Linked DNA regions of Homo sapiens: region 2 is linked to region 1. A link is a contact called in ENCODE Hi-C data. All regions are on one chromosome and are shown on one strand. The core of a region is the stretch at or near the end of the contact, and the rest is flanking DNA. Distances in the headings are between cores, read along the strand shown. Region 1 holds the start of THNSL1 (threonine synthase like 1). Region 2 holds the start of BAMBI (BMP and activin membrane bound inhibitor).

The links. A loop is a pair of places that touch in the nucleus more often than their neighbours do. Pooled maps may share reads with other maps.
Region 2: a loop to region 1 is called in a map of B cell, with 20 times the contacts of the local background. The contact joins the promoter of BAMBI here to the promoter of THNSL1 in region 1. A Hi-C loop is called at or near these places in 3 of 168 maps with a recorded cell type or tissue (B cell, CD8-positive, alpha-beta T cell and naive thymus-derived CD4-positive, alpha-beta T cell) and 6 of 50 pooled maps.

The regions. Positions count from the first base shown.
Region 1 is chr10:25,014,925-25,018,626 of GRCh38, forward strand. It overlaps THNSL1 (threonine synthase like 1), which reads left to right and starts at 1,688. Exons shown (of 3, transcript NM_024838.5): 1 at 1,688-1,768. It overlaps ENKUR (enkurin, TRPC channel interacting protein), which reads right to left and starts at 1,234. Exons shown (of 6, transcript NM_145010.4): 1 at 936-1,234. The coding sequence starts at 1,012. RefSeq lists silencers at 1,240-1,289, 1,620-1,819, 2,000-2,079 and enhancers at 1,363-2,125, 1,436-1,730, 2,330-2,409.
Region 2 is chr10:28,675,537-28,679,238 of GRCh38, forward strand. BAMBI (BMP and activin membrane bound inhibitor) reads left to right here and starts at 1,985. Exons shown (of 3, transcript NM_012342.3): 1 at 1,985-2,437. The coding sequence starts at 2,362. RefSeq lists silencers at 1,453-2,012, 2,738-2,882.

The sequences.
Region 1 (3,702 bases), core at 438-2,937:
TACATTTATCTCACAGATCAGTAAACAAATGAAACTTTATTCTAAAGTTCACAAAGACAATTAATTGCTAGGCCCGATTTTTAGTCCAGTCCTTTTCAAATGTGGTTTTGACTTGCATACGGACAAGGATGATGGTAAAAGACAGGAAACATTTCAAGTCCTAGGAGAAATGAGATTTTCTCCACTACTTTCTTTGCTCCCCACAGATTTAAGTAAGTTCTAAGAAGTCCCTACAGATGGGAGTAACTGAAGTGCTTCCTTTGCACGTTTTTGAGATTTGGAGAATTTAAGAGGTTCTAAGACCTATGTAAAATTTCAACTCAATTACATATTTTTTGGTTCATTATCTATCCACCAATTCTTCCTTCCATTTAAACCATTAGATCTGAAAAAGTCCTTAGAAACTGCCTAATAGTGGTAGATATTTCGTTTCACTGATCAAAAACCTGAGGCTCAAAAGCAAATGTAAATTTATATTTCATAAAAATCTTGGGGGAAAAGTCCTATCCTATCCCATTAGAGAGGGAGTAGTGCAGTTAGAAATACAACACCGAACTCCTGAAACCAAACATCAAGTATCCTTAAACAAGATAATAGAATTGTGATTTTTTTCTTTTCAACATGAAACTTCATACTATGCTGTATATCACATATAATTAAATTACACAATAATCACATACCGTATTAATAAGAGGTTAAGTGTAATATAATAAAATGGTCATCTCACAGCGCCAGACTGCCCTCTCTGTAAAACTGTGAGATGCTGAATACCTAGATATTTCGACCTTTTCTCTAACAAGTTATCCTCCAAGGCTACTTCATCGAGGCAAAAATACATTTTATTTATTATTAAAAATTCCAGTATATGTATGCTTAATTAATACTGAGTATTCCCCATTCTTGTTTCAAGTGATAGTCTTTGCTTATCCACATACCTAGGAGGCTGGGGAGGCTCCTTCAAGTCACTGGGTATGAGGTTATAAATGCACTCAGAAGAGCACGTTGGATCCATGGCCACCAAATGACTCCTTAAAAGCTACTCTCCACAACTTTTTTCTCCCTGTCCCAGTATCTCCGTCCCTTTCTTCACTGCTTCCCCTTTCTTTCTTCTTCGCCTTCTGAAGGACCACAGGTTCTCTCCTTCACATCGTCCCCCTTTAACCCCCTCTTAGCAGTCCTCTCTCGGGAAGAAAACACCCTATTTCTCTCCGGATTGCTAAGCGTCGTTGACTGTGCGGTTGCCGTGGAAACCGTTACTAGGCAACGAGGAAGTGGCAGGCAGCACCGCAAACTAGGTCTCCCCTCTTCCCTCTTTCTGCAGCGCCTTCTGCTAGAGAAGCTCATTTGGAAGCCACTGTTTTTACGTGCCTTTGAAAGTTAACGGGGTGAAAATGATGTCCCCTTAAAAACTGTGCTCTTTTCTATTTCTGTGTATCTGGGGAAAAAAGAAAAATCCTAGTAGAGACGGCAAAGCGCAGCTGGTGCGCAGGCGTCACCCAATAAGGTTTTTGTGAGCAGGCCCCAATCGCGGTGTGGGCGGAGCGAGCGGCTGAGACCACGAGGACGCAAGGCCAGCGCCGCCAGGGAGACGAGGGAGGGGAGGAGCCTGAGGAGATCGGAGTGCTCGGATAGGCTACAGTGAGAAAGGAGAGTCACGTGCCCTGCGCGAGGCCGCTCGGGGAAGGGCGTGGAGCGGAGGCACGCTGGCCGCCGCAGGCACAGGCGCAGAGTCCACTGCGCGGGGGCGGGACCGGGGAGCTAGCTGCAGGTACGGTGCTCCGTCTCCTGTGGAGGCTTTAGCGGCTCGTGGACACTGCTCCCCCATTTCCTTTCATTTCCCCCGTCTTCTCAGTGAGATTTCCTTGGTGAGTTATTGGAGGAGAAAGGAAGGAAAACTAGAAGCCAGCCCGCTCCCATCGCATGCCTTTCCCCGTACCGTCCCTTCCCCTTTCCGCTACTCGCTGGTCATCTCAACTCTGCGCGCATTTTTCCTGCTGCTTCTGGTCGAGGCTCCTCGGAACGCCGCGCAGCCCTGCCCGCCACGTGTGTGAGTGCGCGCACGGGGCCCGCGGCCTCCTCCGCCTGCTGCGCTCGCCCTCCCGCCCCTGCTCCCGGGACCGCCCCTTGGGCGGTCCTCCGGGTCGGCTCTGCGCCTGCTCTTCCCCGGGTCGGGACTCTTCCTCTAGGTCGTTCTCCAGGAACCAGTGGACCTGCTCTTTGTAAATGAGCAGCCTAAACTAAGAGGAGAAGCCTTTTAAGTGGGCCTTTACGTTTTTGTCCAGTTTTTGGTGTCCCTTGTTGGAAAATTGTCTTCTGAGAAGCGGTTTTATTCCTTTTTGTTCCACCTGGTCACCCGTAAATCTATGCACATGGGCCTGCCGTAGGAAAGTCATTTAGACGCTTTTACCCGAGTGTTTAAAAGACATTTTGGTAATAGGATTTGGGGAGGAAGATGGATGCCTCTGAACCACCGGTACAGAGGCCACTCTGCCCGAAGGAAATAAAGCTTCCCGGAGAGGAGAGAAAACACACTTGAGTCTGGGTTTCTCACTGCCTGGTTGGCTGGCGGAGTGATTAAAACAACACAATGGCCTGGTGAACCTTTTAGTTCCTGTATAAAAAGGCTTTACTGAATGTGTAGGTCCTTACTTTGGGCTCTTACTGAATTTCACTACATAAGAATACGTTAAGTTTTTCTTTTTTTTTTTTTTGTATACAGTTGATTTTAATTTTTGTCCCAGACGCTTAGGGAAAATTCTCCAGATTTCTTCACATCAGATTGTCTTCCAAAACATTTTAGATAGATGGATCTGTAGATCTATATTTAGATCTAGATCCAAATCTATATCACTTTGCCCCTTTCTTTTCGCCCTTGAGTATTTTATGTTTGGGATTTCTGTTTAGCAAGTATAGAGAAAAAATTTGGCGGGAAACCTCCTGTATGTACGAAGATTCGAACCAAGGACTCATGGAATGATAACGCCATTAGCCAAGTGGATAGTCACTGGCTAAAGCTTATGAATTTTCTAATTAGAAGGAACACCTTGAGACTATTTGTGTTAATCAGTTCCTGAAATAGCAAGTAAGGGCAAAACATGATTTCTGCAGTTAGCACCAACTGGCCTTTGGTAGCCTTGATGTTCTGGGGTTACTGAAATAAAATAATTTCACTGATGTCTGTATATTTATTATGCTTTAAAAAATGCTAAACAATTTGTGCAAGACCTCACTGTGGTATAGTTAGTTTACAGCCATGAGCAGGTTGTTAAATCATTTGGAAAAAAACTTTTCTTTTTTCTTAGACATTTGATCTGCAATTCTCCTTGCCTTTTGAAAGTGTGTTTAAGCAAAATTATTTCTAGTTTTTATAATGCTCTTGAAATGACACTTCAAAAAAATGCCTGTGTCCACCGCATGTCCACAGGGAATTAACTGGTATATACCTACAGGGATGAACAAACTGTCTATAAAGGGGTAGACAGTAAATATTTCAGGCCTTTTTAGGCCAAGTGGTTATGTTGCAACTACTCAGTTTTGCCATTGTAGCTCAAAAGCAGCCAAAGACGGTACTGAACAAATATGTGAGCACATGAATGACTGAAGTTGTGCTTCAAAGAAACTTGATTTATGAAAATGATGGTGGGCCAGATTTAGCCTGTGGATTGTAGTTTGCACAGATCCTAGATCCCCGTATATAATGGT
Region 2 (3,702 bases), core at 735-3,234, 3.7 Mb after region 1:
GGCCAGGTTGAACTAACATACCCTGAAAGTTTCCTTTTAGCTAATAATTGACTCTAAAAGAGAGTGTAATCATTACATAAAAAGTATTGTCCTCTGGGCGCGGTGGCTCACGCCTGTAAATCCCAGCACTTTGGGAGGCCGAGGCGGGCGGATCACGAGGTCGGAAGTTCGAGAGCAGCCTGACCAACATGGCGAAACCTCGTCTCTATAAAAATACAGAAATTAGCCAGGCGTGGAGACAGGTGCCTGTAATCCCAGCTACTCAGGAGGCTGAGGCAGGAGAATGGCTTGAACCCGGGAGGCGGAAGGTTGCAGTGAGCCGAGATCGCGCCACTGTACTCCAGCCTGGGCGACAGTGCCAGACTCGTCTCAAAAAAAAAAAAAAAAAAAAAAAAAGTCTTGTCTGCATAAAACCCTTACAATTGTTAACTTGTCAAGGTTCTAGTAGCCAGGAAGTTCTAATCAAACTCGGCCCCAGGACTGCCTTGTCAGCACGCCCCTTGAGAAACTTTTCTGAGAAACCTGCTGTTTACCTGGTGCCCTAACCAGTTTAATTTTCTTTTAAAACTTCTACTGGATTTCTCCTTCTCTCCTTTTAGATGCAATTTTGATCTAGAGAAGTAATGGTCTGAGCATCAGTTTATGAAATTATTTTATTTTTCTGCACATAAACATTATTTTTCAAAGACAATTTCATTAACTACATCCTGCAGCTCTGCAGACTTTCAACAACTTTAAAAGGTTAGGCGTTTGAGATATGTTCGCCTTGACTTTCAGTCCTCAAGACATATGTACATTTTTCTTAGTCTCAAAGCTCATGTCTGCACTCTAGTCCTAAAGGATTTGTCTTTATAATTCTCACCTTAGCATGAAATGTGCTTCTCTTTCTTTCCTTCCCCACCCCCCACCCCCTTTTGACATATCCGGTAGGGAAGCTCTGGCAGATTCTCAAGAAGAATTTTGCAAATGGTCGACTTTTGTTCATCTCAGGTTTTGGAGGGAGAGGATAAAAGAACATTCCCTCAGATAATGAGTTTTAACCTTAATTCCTTCCAAAGCGGAGGGGGAAACAAAACTACAGCAAGACCACCTTGAGTACCTTGGGAAGGGCAGCCCCGCGATCCCTAATAAATGAATTAGCATCTCAAGGAGGAGATCACTGCGGGGCTGATATTGATCAGGGTCAGCCGGCGTGTTTGCCAGCCATTGTTTGGGGGGTGGTTAATTGAGTGTCAGTCTCGGCCAGTGTCGTCTCGTTGGCGCCGGGTGCTTTTGGATTTGCTAATTTTCGTTAAGTGTCTCTAGCCCGCTACTCGTCCCGCGTACCCGGGAGAACCTAGCGGCTCCTAACGGATCAACAGTCAGTCTGTCTGGGCTTTATTGATCCCATGGCGGGCAGCTCGAGGCGGACACGCTGAGGGGGTGGGGGGCGAAGGCTGAATGCAGACCCCAGCGCTGGGCCGCCTCCCCCGGGCTCCCACCCGAACCCTCCTCCGCCACCTGCACAGGCCGGGGCATTGTCACTCGCCCCTGGGGGTTCCAGAAAACGCAGTGCGGCCGGGGAGGACGACCACACGGACCCCCTGCGTGTTTCGGGGGGCACCCAAAAGAAGCCCCGCGCTGGGGAACGCTGACCACCCGAGGCTGAGCCGTCAGGGTCTCGGAGGCGGGTTCCCGAGCCGGTCCCGGGGCTGGGCTCCCCCGGCGCCTCGCGAAGGTCACTGACGCGCAGGCCTCCGCAAGGGGGAGCGCGGGAGACGGCAGCGCACCAGCCGGGCGCCCCAGCCGGGCGCCCCAGACGCCGGCGCCGCTCGGAGCCGCCGGGCAGGTCCCCCAGCGCTCGCGTCTGGGCCCGCCCCCCGCTGCGGGGCGGATTGACAGGAGCCCGGCGGCCAATCGGACGCCGTGGGGCGGGGCGAGGCGGGGCGGTGCAGGCCGGCTCCCGGCGCGGGGCGCTATTTACGGCGCGGAGCCGGAGAGACCTGGGCTGGCGCGGGCGGGAGCTGCGGCGGATACCCTTGCGTGCTGTGGAGACCCTACTCTCTTCGCTGAGAACGGCCGCTAGCGGGGACTGAAGGCCGGGAGCCCACTCCCGACCCGGGGCTAGCGTGCGTCCCTAGAGTCGAGCGGGGCAAGGGAGCCAGTGGCCGCCGACGGGGGACCGGGAAACTTTTCTGGGCTCCTGGGCGCGCCCTGTAGCCGCGCTCCATGCTCCGGCAGCGGCCCGAAACCCAGCCCCGCCGCTGACGGCGCCCGCCGCTCCGGGCAGGGCCCATGCCCTGCGCGCTCCGGGGGTCGTAGGCTGCCGCCGAGCCGGGGCTCCGGAAGCCGGCGGGGGCGCCGCGGCCGTGCGGGGCGTCAATGGATCGCCACTCCAGCTACATCTTCATCTGGCTGCAGCTGGAGCTCTGCGCCATGGCCGTGCTGCTCACCAAAGGTGGGTGCCGGGGGCGCACGGGGCCCGGGGTCCCGTCCTCGCCGCGGGGCTTTGGAGCCGGCTGCAGAGGCTTTGTTAGCGGCAGGCGAGGCTCCCTCCTGCGCCGGAGCCGCAGGTCGCGACAAGTTGCTGTGTTCTTAGAAGTCGCGGCGGTGGCCTGGCGCGTGGATGCGGACTCCGATCTAAGGGCAGGCGCTGATCAGAGGGTCCTCCTGGCTCTGCCTGCGGGGAGCGGCGCGTTTGCAGCCCAGCGGGGAGCGGGGCCGGAGTCTCGGCCTCGACGCCGCCGCTTCCGCACCCTGGGGGCTCGGGCGGCCGGGAGGAATCGCAGATCCTGGCCTGTAGCTGCCGCGTGCCCTCAGCGTGTCTGTGTGAGTGCCTCAGGGTGTATTTCTGTGAGTGTGTCTCTGAGTCTCAGTATCCCTAAATGCATTTTTGTGTCTCTGAGTGTCGTTGTGTTTCTGAAAGTGTGTCTGAACCTCTGTATCACTCAGCGTATCTCTGTGTCTCTTTGAATGTATCTCTGAATGCATTTCTGTGTCTCTTTCTGAGTCTTTGTGTCTCTGAATGTGTGAGTCTCTGTATCTCTGATCTTGAGTGTGTCTTTCTGAATGCATTTCTGTGTCTGTCTCTAAGTGTCTTTGTATCTCTGAATGTGCATCTGAGTCTCTGTGTGAGTGTGTCTCTGCGTACATCTCTCTGTGTGCGAGCGAGTGTGTGGGTCTCCCTGAGAGTTTAGGTGTCCGAGGTGTGCAGAAGTGTGTGTTGTGTTGCTTTTCAGCAGCCGGGAGGAGTAGGCTCTGTCAGCGTCTCACTGCCACTCACCTCATATTTTACAAACAGGACCAAAAAAAAAAAAAAGGCAGCGGGTCAGTTTCTTCTTTCCTCTGCAGGCTTTCACCTTTTAGAAAGAAATAACCCGAACTGTCTCCGAATTTCAAGGTTCTCCTCACCTCCCTGCTGTGAAATCTACCTACTGTTCTGTGAACAGATAATTTTTTTAAGTAGGAAGCAGTTTAGTCTTTGCAGCCCCCTACTTCTCTTTAATTGCTATGTAGCAGGCATGAGGTTAAAGCATAAGCTAGCCCAGCGAGGATGATGTGCTACAGTATTTATTTATTTTGGAAGGAAGGGTGTAATTAACCCTAAATAACAGCCCTTGTGGCTTGCAGAGGGGAGCCTCCTGGCCCTATCAAAGGCGGGCAGAACAGGGAGGGACTGAGGCTGACATGAAGTCACAGATACCGAAACTATGTGCCTGATAA